Linked DNA regions of Homo sapiens: region 1 is linked to region 2. Evidence: read pairs that join two places in POLR2A ChIA-PET (ENCODE). Cell type or tissue: B cell. All regions are shown on one strand. Each heading gives the region's core, and the rest is flanking DNA. Links, peaks and the distances in the headings are about the cores only. Region 1 overlaps CCDC57 (coiled-coil domain containing 57). Region 2 overlaps CCDC57 (coiled-coil domain containing 57).

Region 1 (5,364 bases), core at 290-5,289, 99 kb after region 2:
GAGGCTCCTTCCTTTCCTGGAGACGCCGGCCACAGTTCTTCAGTGAAACGCTTCACTCTCTGGTCATAGAGGTAGGAAACTATAGCTGTCCCAACTAAATGTCAGGACGAATTAGCCCAGCTGGTCACGCTCACAGTCACCGCCTCCACCAGAACTGATGCGGACCCCTGGGAACTGAGGTGTTTGCTCTGTGACTTGGGAAGGACAGCGGAAGGTATTTCCGTTTAGCTCTTGTGGTCAGATTTTTTTGTGAATGAAAATCTGCTGTGCGTCTTGGACACCGTCACATGCACTACCCTGTGTATTTCCCTTTAAAACTCAGAGCCAGCGATAACATGACACCAATGCAACACAAGCAAGAGAGATCCTGCCCTGAAACTCACTGTTGTTTTAGGCTTTCGGCGGACCCTGCTATAAATATGCAGATTTTATGCCCAGTCTGTGACCAGGGCCGAACCTCTTTCCTGAGGGGCTGGGGGACTCCTTCGAGGAGCAAGAACAGCCCGGCTGTCCACAGAGGAGCCCGTTTTCAGGGGTGGGATCACAGGTCAGGTGCTCTCTCAGCACAACTCCAGGACCCGGGCAAGCCATGACACTCATCTCACTAGGAGGCAGAGCGCCAGAGCGGCCGCAGGTCACTCGTCTCTGCCACTTGCTCTCCGAGTGCTCCAGAGTCAAGGACTGCGGCCTGGCCAAGGGGACAGTGGCCTGTGGCCTCTGACTCTGAGCTTGGAGAAGGCTTGCTGCTCCAACATCACGTGGACAGAGGCAAGGAGGCACGTGGGATTGGGAATGGGGATAGAGACCAGCCTGCCCCAGGAGCAGGTGGGTCCACCAGAAATGCTCATGCATTTGCTGACCAGGACTTCCATCCTGAGGTGTGTGCAGAGTGATCCAAAGCCCCCTCGTCCGTGCCGTGACTCTGGGCCCTGGAGCCCACCCCCTTTCTTTAGAAAAGCCTGTTCTGTAGGCATCTGTCCTGAGAGCACCCGATGGCACTGTAGGATGCTGAGAGCAGCTGAGGCAGGAGGGCCGGCGGCTGTTCCCTCCCAGAGTCCCATCTCAGGTGGACGCCGGTCCACGACTTCCAGCCCAAGGGCTAATGTGTCTTCTCCAGTCCACGTGGCAGGTGTTGCCAGGGGAGCGGGCAGTGCAGCTGTTGGACAGCAGGGGGTGTTTCTTCAACCCAGGCTGCCCTCCTTCTCCTGTCACAACAGGGCCCCATTCATTCTGGAACCTGCAGACCAACTCCATCCGCCCATCCTCACAGTGTGCCGAGCGCCAGGTCCAGAAGCACGCACCTACCTGGGGGCCTCTTCCTCCTTTCTGGCGGGGGTCCGCTTTGGCCCCTGATGCTAACCTCGCCCCGTGTGCCGTGCAGCTGGAGTCAAACGGAGGCGCAGAGACGCCATGGAGGGTGACAAGCCACACAGCAGGGTTCGAGGCAGCCACTCCCCACTCCCCACTCCCGCGGCATCTGTGCCCCACCCGGGTGCCAAGCCACTGTGCCATGCATCCCCCCACCCCCAACCTGCTGCAGGTGTGTGGGCCTTTGCCTCTTTTCCCAGGGGAACCAAAAACCCTGGGATCCAGAGGGTCATTGCCCAGATCTCTGGAGAGCAACTCCAGGGGCCTGGTCTCCAGGGGAGAAGAGGGAGTGGGGAGAGGCCTTTGGCCAGGCATGTGGCCCTCAGTGTCCTGAGCAGGTCGGGCAGCTGATAAGTGTGTGGCTGGCGTAGCTCCTGCAGAGCCAGGCTCCCTGGAGGAGCGTGTGGCCTCCTTCCCAGCTGTCCGCCCTCCTGCCAAGACATGCAGGGAGCAGCCCTGAGACACGGGTCTCAGGCAAAGTGAGTGGCAGGCAGTGCTGTTCCCCGGGGACATGGCGGTGACCTGCTGGTCTATGGCCCTGAGATGCTAGGGTGCCCACCTGGAGCTGTAAGCTGGCCTGGCAGACCTGGGAAGGCCCCATGGGCCCCTTTTGAAAGTTCCCTTTTCATGAATTTTACCCAGAATCTCCCCTGCACACTGGCCCCTGCTGCTTTTTGCTGTCCCCAGACAGTGCCAACAGAGACCACGAGTCGTCTAAACACCAGCCCAGGCACTCAGCACTCAGTGCAGAGTCCTGGCCCAAGGGGCATGAGGCCAGCATTCCTCACTTTAGGACCAGGAAACAGTTCCCATGCCTCCGAAACAGCGGAGACAGCTGCCACTTCCTGTCGCCCCAGCTCAGCCGCTGCCTGTCACTTTCCTTCCGGGGCCTCAGGGCGTTCTCCTGCGTTTACTCTTCTGAAAGGCAGGAGAAGGGTGGGGTGTGGAGATACCCAGAGGCTGTCCAGCTCTCAGGCCACTGCCTGGCCCTGGCTCTCACCGTCTCAGCCTCCTAGTGGCCTCCTCGGCACCCACCAGCCTGCAGCCACCTGTGCTTGGGGTTCTTGGCACCTCCCCTTCCTGTGGGCTGAGCTCAGATGGGCTCTGGTCGGGAGCCGGCCCAGGAGGAAGGCCATGCGTCTCTGGGTCTCTTCTCGCCCAAGTGAGGCCTGTGTGCCCGCCTTCCGTGATGCAGCCTCCGGTAGGGACAGACCCACGTCTCTCAAAGCCTTATGCCCACGATGTGTTTCCCTTGAATTCCCTTCCTTGGGGCTCCAGCTTGCACCCCACTACTAGGTGACTCCTCTCAAGGGCTGGGATGGGGCCCACATTGGGCAACACTGACAGGCTGTAGCAGACAGGCCTGGGCAGGCTCAGCAGCAGCAGGGGACCTGCCAGTGCCGTTGGGGGAGTAGCCACAGGCGCCCAGAGGAGGTGCTGGCATGAAACAAGGGGTCAGCCTGTGGTCGGCGCCCAGGCCCCCGAGGGCCCACCTCTCCTCTGCTCCAAAGGCCAGCAGGCGGGGCCTGAAGGATCTGGGGTTTCCTGCTGGCCCTGCCTCACCAGGCTGAGTGATGGGTGGCAGGACTGCCCAGAGCCCTGGAGCATGCAATGTCCAGTACCCTCCCCTCTTGTGCATCTGCCCAGTGGGGGCTCCAGGCTCCATGTGCCAGTGAGGTGGGGAAGGCAGCTGGACATAGCAGGCCCGGAGTGTCCCCCTGTGGAGGGACCGTGGGAACCAGATCACGTGGGCCTCCCTCCCCCTGTACCCCATTGCTCTCCTGTTGTCACACTCAGTCCCACAAAGGCAGCCCCGGGGCCACGGTGACCCCCCAGGGCTGAGCTCCAGGAGCTCAGGGGTGGGGGTGTCCATTAGGAGACTTTAGCAGGTGAGGGTTGACGCAGGCTGGGGAGACACGGGTGGGCGTGGCCTGTGAGCCTCCCAGGCGTGGGGACCCTGGAAAGGTGCACGCAGCTTCTGGAGATTCGGGGTGGGGGGAGTCAAGTCACATTCACTGTCACCGTCTGCACTAAAGGCCTGGGTGCCGTGCTGACAGTGGTGGGAAAAGCCTTGTTCCCAAGAGACTTGGAAATAACTAGATGCATTTGAGAAGGGTTGATCTTGGGTGCGTGAGGACCCCTGTGGCAGCCAGAGGGGGTTCAGCAGAACAAGGGCCCTTGACACAGCAGGGGTGAACCACACAGAGCAGCGGAGGCCACAGGGAGACGGAAGGGCCTCTGTGCCACAGAATGGACTTGAGGCCTGAGCTGCCATCAGGGCCAGGCCCTCCCCAGCCCCAAGGCAGGCTCTGGAGAACCAGGGAAGGCGTGGGCTCACCGTCTGGCCCTTCCCAAAGCCCTAGGAAGCCACGTAGGTGTGCCCAGGGGCACCCAGAGAGCCCGGAGCAGCCTGGAGAATGAGCCACCAGAGGCCAACTTGGTCAAGAGCTGAGCTGAGGCTCAGGTGCAGGAGAAGAAACTCACAGGGTGGCCAGAAAGCTGGGGACCAGCTCCGTCCTCTTTGTGCTCAGAGTTCTCATGCCCCCAGGCTGAGACGGGAGTGAGGGCCGCACCTTCCCTGCAATAGGACAGGCTATGTCCTCCCTGAGATTCCACCAGCTTCAAACCTCCAAGCCGGGCTTGGTGGCCCACACCTGTAATCCCAGCACTTTGGGAGGCCGAGGTGGGTGGATCACGAGGTCAGGAGATCGAGACCATCCTGGTTAACATGGTGAAACCCCGTCTCTATTAAAAATACAAAAAACTTAGCGGGGCGTGGTGGCGGGCGCCTGTAGTCCCATCTACTCGGGAGGCTGAGGCAGGAGAATGGCGTGAACCCGGGAGGCGGAGCTTGCAGTGAGCTGAGATCACGCCACTGCACTCCAGCCTGGGCGACAGAGTGAGACTCCGTCTCAAAAATAAAAATAAAAATTTAAAAAACCCTCCAAGTATGGTGCAGCCGCCTGAGGGGACGGAGCCCAGCCTGGGTGGCCCTGCCTCAGCACACACCAGGACCTGGGAGGGGTTAAGCCTGGGAGGGGCAAGCAGGCCCCAGTCCCCCTCCCCTGGTTAATCACTGCAAGGCCTTGGATGTTTCAGGAACTTTCCAGAAGCTCAGTTCGGGGCCAGAGCACAAGCAGCCCGTGGGGGAGGGGTGCAGGACCCAAGAGGCGCGTTCCTCACGCTGTGCCCGGCAAACTGTGTGTCCACATGGTTTCCCTGCGGCCCAGTCAGCCCAACGCAGAAAGAGAAATCCCGGCCAGGCTCGGCAAAACAGGTCAGGCGAGAAGGCGGGGCAGAGAGTGGTGGAGGCCAAGAGCGTTTTTACACACCAGTTACTGGGTTGACCTCAGATTAGCATCAGGTAGAAGAATCCGGGGTCACAGGGAGTCACGCCTGGGGCAGCCGCCTTGACACATCCAGCTCCGTGCCTCTGACCTAGGACTGGCTGGGCTGGGGCTGTCCGCTGCCCTGGGGTCCTGGGCTCATGGCCAGTTCCCTGCCACCATCACTGAGGAGGGCTCCGCAGGAAAAGGACCAGTGAAGAAACCAGAGCCTGTAAAGTGGATATTCTGAGCTAGGGGCCGGCCTGCCCTGGGGAGGGGGCCAGCTCACCCTCCCTGCCCCTCCCTGCCCCTCCCTGCCCCGGGGACTGTGACCCACTCACACCTCCCTGCTTCGCCCCGGGATACAGCCAGGGTCCTCCCAGCAGGGCCAGCTCAGGCCTCCCAGGCAAAGGGGCAGGCCCTTCACCCCCCTCCCTCAGCTCACTTTTTCTGAAAATCCCCACAGGCTTTGTCTGAGGAGGATCAAGCCGGGCAAAGCCCCCAGAATCCCTGAGCATTACAGAGGGACAACCAAGGCCTCTGGGTTTGAGGAGATGCCTCAGGGTCACAGTGGAGCACTAGGGCCTGGTCAGAGGACCAGCTTCCCCGCAGGAAGCCCTTTCCACGGGATACCCCACCCTCTGCCAGCCAGTGTGGGGGGTGGGGGGAG
Region 2 (5,364 bases), core at 102-5,101:
TTATGTGTATTTTATTCACAGGTATTTCTGGAAAACTCAAACTGTTTTTCCTCTACTCTGATACCACAAGAATCATCAGCACAGAGGAAGACTTCTGTGATCAAATGTGGTGGGAGAGGGAGGTTTTCACCAGCACATGAGCAGTCAGTTCTGCCGCAGACTCGGCGGGTGTCCTTCGGTTCAGTTCCAACACCGCCTGCCTGGAGAGAGGTCAGACCACAGGGTGAGGGCTCAGTCCCCAAGACATAAACACCCAAGACATAAACACCCAACAGGTCCACCCCGCCTGCTGCCCAGGCAGAGCCGATTCACCAAGACGGGAATTAGGATAGAGAAAGAGTAAGTCACACAGAGCCGGCTGTGCGGGAGAACGGAGTTCTATTATGACTCAAATCAGTCTCCCCAAGCATTCGGGGATCAGAGTTTTTAAGGATAACTTAGTGTGTAGGGGGCCAGTGAGTTGGAGATGAAAGCGTAGGGAGTCGAAGGTGTCCTTTTGCGCCGAGTCAGTTCCTGGGTGGGGGCCACAAGATCGGATGAGCCAGTTTATCAATCCGGGGGTGCCAGCTGATCCATGGAGTGCAGGGTCTGCAAAATATCTCAAGCACTGATTGATCTTAGGTTTTACAATAGTGATGTTACCCCAGGAACAATTTGGGGAAGGTCAGAATCTTGTAGCCTGTAGCTGCATGACTCCTAAACCATAATTTCTTTTTTGTTTTTTTTTTTTTATTTTTGAGACAGGGTCTCACTCTGTCACCTAGGCTGGAGTGCAGTGGTGCAATCACAGCTCACTGCAGCCTCAACGTCGTAAGCTCAAGCGATCCTCCCACCTCAGCCTGCCTGGTAGCTGAGACTACAAGCGACGCCCCAGTTAATTTTTGTATTTTTGGTAGAGGCAGCGTTTTGCCGTGTGGCCCTGGCTGGTCTCGAACTCCTGGGCTCAAGTGATCCAGCCTCAGCCTCCCAAAGTGCTGGGACAACCGGGGCCAGTCACTGCACCTGGCCCTAAACCATAATTTCTAATCTTTTGGCTAATTTGTTAGTCCTACAAAGGCAGTCTAGTCCCCAGGCAAAAAGGGGGTTTGTTTCGGGAAAGGGCTGTTACTGTCTTTGTTTCAAACTATAAACTAAGTTCCTCCTAAACTTAGTTCGGCCTACACCCAGGAATGAACAAGGAGAGCTTGGAGGTTAGAAGCACGATGGAATTGGTTAGGTCAGATCTCTTTCACTGTCTGAGTTATAATTTTGCAATGGTGGTTCAAAGACTGCCCGCTTCTGACACCAGTCGCGAGTCCTGGCCTCCGGAACTTCTGACTGACCACTGGCTTCAAGTTGGGGTTCCCACAGCCCCCTCTTTGGGTTCGATTGATTTGCTGGGGTGACTCACAGAACCCAGGGAAACACATACGTGTAACAGTTTATTATAAAGGGTATTACAGAGGATACAGATGAGGAGATGCGTAAGGGGAGATATGGGGGAAGAGGCTTCCTGGAGGACCCCCCCACACCCCACCCACCACTCCCCAGGAACCTCTCCACACCCTGTCCTCTTGGGTGTTTAGGGAGGCTTCCTGAAGTCAGCATTCCTTCCCCCAGGGTAGAGGGTGGGAGCTCTGGGGAGGATCTTATGACCTACAATGGAAAGTCAGGTGAGAGTGGAGACCTGGAAGGATTCTGTTTCCTGAGGCCTGACACGCCCAACATTGCAACAAAAGACTGTGACGTGTGAGAGTTATGAGCCAGGAACTGTGCAAGAAAACCATGATGTGTCATTGTACCACAACAGGTAAACCTACAACATCACCGTTAGCTCAGCTCAGTATTTTTAAAATGAGAAAATCAAAGTGATGGGATGCCCACCCATGCTGTTCCAGCCCCTGCTGGGAGCTGGCTGGTTCAGGGAGCCCCACTGGTTCTCCTGAAAGAGGGTGAACGCACAGCGAGGCCTTCCCTCCCCGGCGGCTTCTCCTGCCGCTCCCCAACCCGGAAGCTTCATGGTCCTTCTTGAAACCAGGTGCTTGCTGGGGACGCCTGCTGGCCGACAGGCAGATTGCGTCCAGATGCTGAGTCCGTGCTTTTGAAAGCCAATTAATCTCAGCCTTGGGGCTTTGGGGATCATCCCGAGATGGGATTTGTACAGAAACAGAGCAGGCCGTTCTATGATGAGGTCAGAAGGAAAGGCGAGCCGAGCCCGGCTGACTTACAGGCCCTTGGTGTGTGGGGCTTCTTATGGGTCCTGAGTGTGATGGATAAAGCGCTGGAGATGCTGGGCTCTCACCGGGTGCTGCACCGAGTCACTTGCTGTATGGATTTTTCAGGCTGCTCTTCTGTGCAGAGCACAGAGGCCTGGGAGCACCCATCTCACATAGAGGGGGTGGTACGTGCCATCTGCCTGTCCTGGCTGCCTGAAGCTTTTGAAAACAGGGTGACCCGCTGAGTCCTGAGACCTGGTGGGAAGGAACCTCACCCAGTGGGGAGATGGGGGCATGGGGACCTGGAGTAGCACGTGCACAGGAACTGGCAGATAAAGGCTGCTCTGGGCCTGCAGGGAGCAGCTGGAGCCACGCAGGCTGGGCCGTGTCCTCGGTCTGTCTTCATACGCTGTGCCAAGGAGATCGGACTTTATTTTGAAAATGGTCAGGAGTCGCGGGCACATTTGAGGCCAGATAAGATTGCATGATCAGATTCTCAGAACGGCAACCCCCATGGGTGGCTGCGACCAATGAGTTAAGGAGGCAAGCCCAGTGGCAGGGCAGCTGGTACAGGACGGGGGCCACAGCAGTCCCTCAGAGAAGAGGCCCGTAGACCTCGCAGACCTCAGGCTCTGCAGAGAACCGTTGTCATGACTCACGGGCACTGTGTGAAGGGTTCTGAGTCATCAGAGATCACAGTGGTGTTCCATCATTTAATGTGTATTTGCTGATAGTCCAATTCTTTCCCTGTGTGTGCACAGGTGTGTGCACAGGTGTGTGCATGTCCTCTGTGTACAAAATGTTTCAGTCGCCAAGACTGTGCCAGACAGTGGGACTCACTACACCCGACACTGGGGTGATGGCGTTGTGCCAACGTGAGATGGAAGTTAGGAAAGCTTCCCTGCAGTGATGTTCAGGTTGAGGTCCCACTGGCAGGAGGAGCCTGCCCTGCGGTTAGGAGGAACCTTGCAGACAGAGCGGCACCTGCCACACATCCCAGGCTCTGAGGGCACGTGGCAGCGACAGGCAGGAGCCTGGGGTCCAGATGTCCTCAGTGGAATGGGAAGCCTGGTTAAGCCTTTTTTTTTTCTTGAGATGGAGTCTCTCTTTGTTGCCCAGGCCGGACTGCAGTGGTGCGATCTCAGCTCACTGCAAGCTTCGCCTCCGGGGTTCACGCCATTCTCCTGCCTCAGCCTCCCAAGTAGCTGGGACTACAGGCGCCCACCACCACGCCCAGCTAATTTTTTGTATTTTTAGTAGAGACGGGGTTTCACCGTGTTAGCCAGGATGGTCTCAATCTCCTGACCTTATGATCCGCCCGCCTCGGCCTCCCAAAGTCCTGGGATTACAGGCATGAGCCACTGCGCCCGGCCCTGGTAAAGCATTTTTGAAAAGATTCCTTTGGCAGCCAAAAAAGTGGGAGTGCACAGCAGAGGCCAGTTGAGGTCTCTTGTGGTAAGACACTGTGGTGGCCGAGGTGTGGGCACAAGGTGGGAGACAGCAAGAGGTCAAGGATCATTACACGGGGTGGACGGTGGGGCCGTTGTAGGAGCTGAGGGAGACGAGGAACAGGAGCGTGGGAGAGTGCTGAGATGGTCGGTAGGGACCCTGTTAGCTCCGGCAATGGGTGGGCACGCAGCAGCTTGGAGGAGCCAGGCTGAGGTGGTCCAGGTGGCGTGATGGTCCTAGGGTGCTGGGCGCGGGGGTTGCATCGCAGGAAGCATGTGGGATGGAGGAGACCGTCTTTGCTCCAGAGCCTCGTCAGAGAAGCGCCGTCTCAGGACCCCCAGGGAGCCCTCGTGCCCCCAGCGGGTGTGCCCTGCTGACCAGCCCTTTCTGGAGGGGCCCACGGGTCTTGCAGCCCCTTACCCACCTCCTCCTTGTGCTTCGTCACAGCCGGTGCTCAGCCTGGCTGTGCCCTTGTACCCGCTCCCTCTGGGAGTTGGGACTTTGTACAACCATTGCTGTGCCCCGAGATGCAGAGGTGCCCGGAGATACAGAGGTACCCTAAGACAGGCTGGGGCTTTTTCCTGCTCTGGCAGCAGCACCCCGGCCATGTCCCACCAGGCCGGAAGTTTGTGCTTGTCCCCCAACTGGGTGTGGCCCTTTTAGGCCATGCAGTTCCCCTGTGTGGACACCAGAGAAGAGTTGTGGGGGATTTCTGTGTCCAAATCGAGCTCATACTTGGACCTCTAAAGGGTTGGGGGCAGCTAGGACCAGCCAGAAGAAACTTTATCTTTTAATAGACCACTCACTGCAGCGTGGAACTCCTGAGTTTGAATGACCCACCCACCTCAGCCTCAGAAAATGTTGGGATTGCAGGCGAGAGCTACTGTGCCCAGCTTATTGGTTTTTGTGATTTTTGTTTTTAAATTTTATTTTTTGTAGCACTTTATTTTTATGGTTTTACCAAAATATCAGTCCATGATGAACAAATAAAAGAACAAAAGAATGTACTCTCGGATGGTATATTAGACCATTCTCACATTGCTGGAAAGAAATACCTGACGCTGGGTAATTTATAAAGAAAGATTAATTGGCTCACGGTTCTCCTGGCTGTACAGGAAGCACAGTGTTGGCACCCGCTTCTGGGGAGGCCTCAGGAAACTTTTACTCATGGCGGAAGGTGAAAGAGGAGCAGGCACGAAGCAAGAGGGGAGTGTGAGTGGTGGAGAGATGCCACATCTCACTAGAACTCATTGTCACCACACACTTTGAAATGACCAAATCTCCCCAGAACTCACTGTCACAAAGACGGCACCAAGCCACGAGGGGTCCGCCCACATGATCCAAACACCTCCCACCAGGCCCCAGCTCCCCCGTTGGGGATTACAATTCCACAAAGGTTTGGGCAGGGATAAATATCGAAACCATATCAGGTGGTGAATCTTCCAGGAGCAGGGTGTTGGGTGGGAAGGGGCATTGGTTCTGAGGGACTGACCTGCTGTCAGTCCTCACGTAGCCACTTAGCAGCCTTAGTTTTCTCAGCTGTGAAATGGACAGAGTGCTGCGTTGAAGCTATTTTATAGAACCTAGCTCTTATAGCTGGACAAACCATGTTTCCCATCTTCCCTTCCTCTACTTCCCCTGGATTTCTTTTTTTTAATTTATTTTTTTAATTTTTTGGAGAAAAGAGTCTTAGTGTCGCCCAGGCTGGAGTGCAATGGTG

The links. ChIA-PET counts read pairs that join two places held together with the same protein. Peaks named below come from ENCODE experiments on the same cell type or tissue, not always from the same donor. Only the 100,000 strongest peaks of a DNase experiment are listed, where the experiment ranks them.
Region 1: POLR2A ChIA-PET joins it to region 2 with 12 read pairs; 8 of 35 experiments call an interaction of 5 or more read pairs at or near these places.

Annotation. Positions count from the first base shown.
Region 1 is chr17:82,103,475-82,108,838 of GRCh38, reverse strand. The region is part of intron 18 of CCDC57 (coiled-coil domain containing 57); the gene reads left to right. Among named protein-coding and RNA genes, the nearest start is that of FASN, 7.9 kb to the right of the region's middle. RefSeq lists enhancers at 405-1,318, 1,828-2,217, 2,448-2,777, 2,818-2,867, 3,149-4,062 and 1 more. In B cell, for the core only: CTCF peaks have their summits at 1,161 (motif pointing right) and 2,363 (motif pointing left); DNase peaks (open chromatin) are centred at 1,208 and 2,428; H3K4me3 peaks cover 1,389 bases; H3K27ac peaks cover 1,972 bases.
Region 2 is chr17:82,202,706-82,208,069 of GRCh38, reverse strand. The region is part of intron 1 of CCDC57 (coiled-coil domain containing 57); the gene reads left to right. Among named protein-coding and RNA genes, the nearest start is that of CCDC57, 7.5 kb to the left of the region's middle. RefSeq lists enhancers at 1,554-1,663, 1,734-1,793, 1,278-2,079, 1,903-2,197, 2,124-2,303 and 1 more. In B cell, for the core only: CTCF peaks have their summits at 1,846 and 2,051; a DNase peak (open chromatin) is centred at 2,009; H3K4me3 peaks cover 448 bases; H3K27ac peaks cover 762 bases.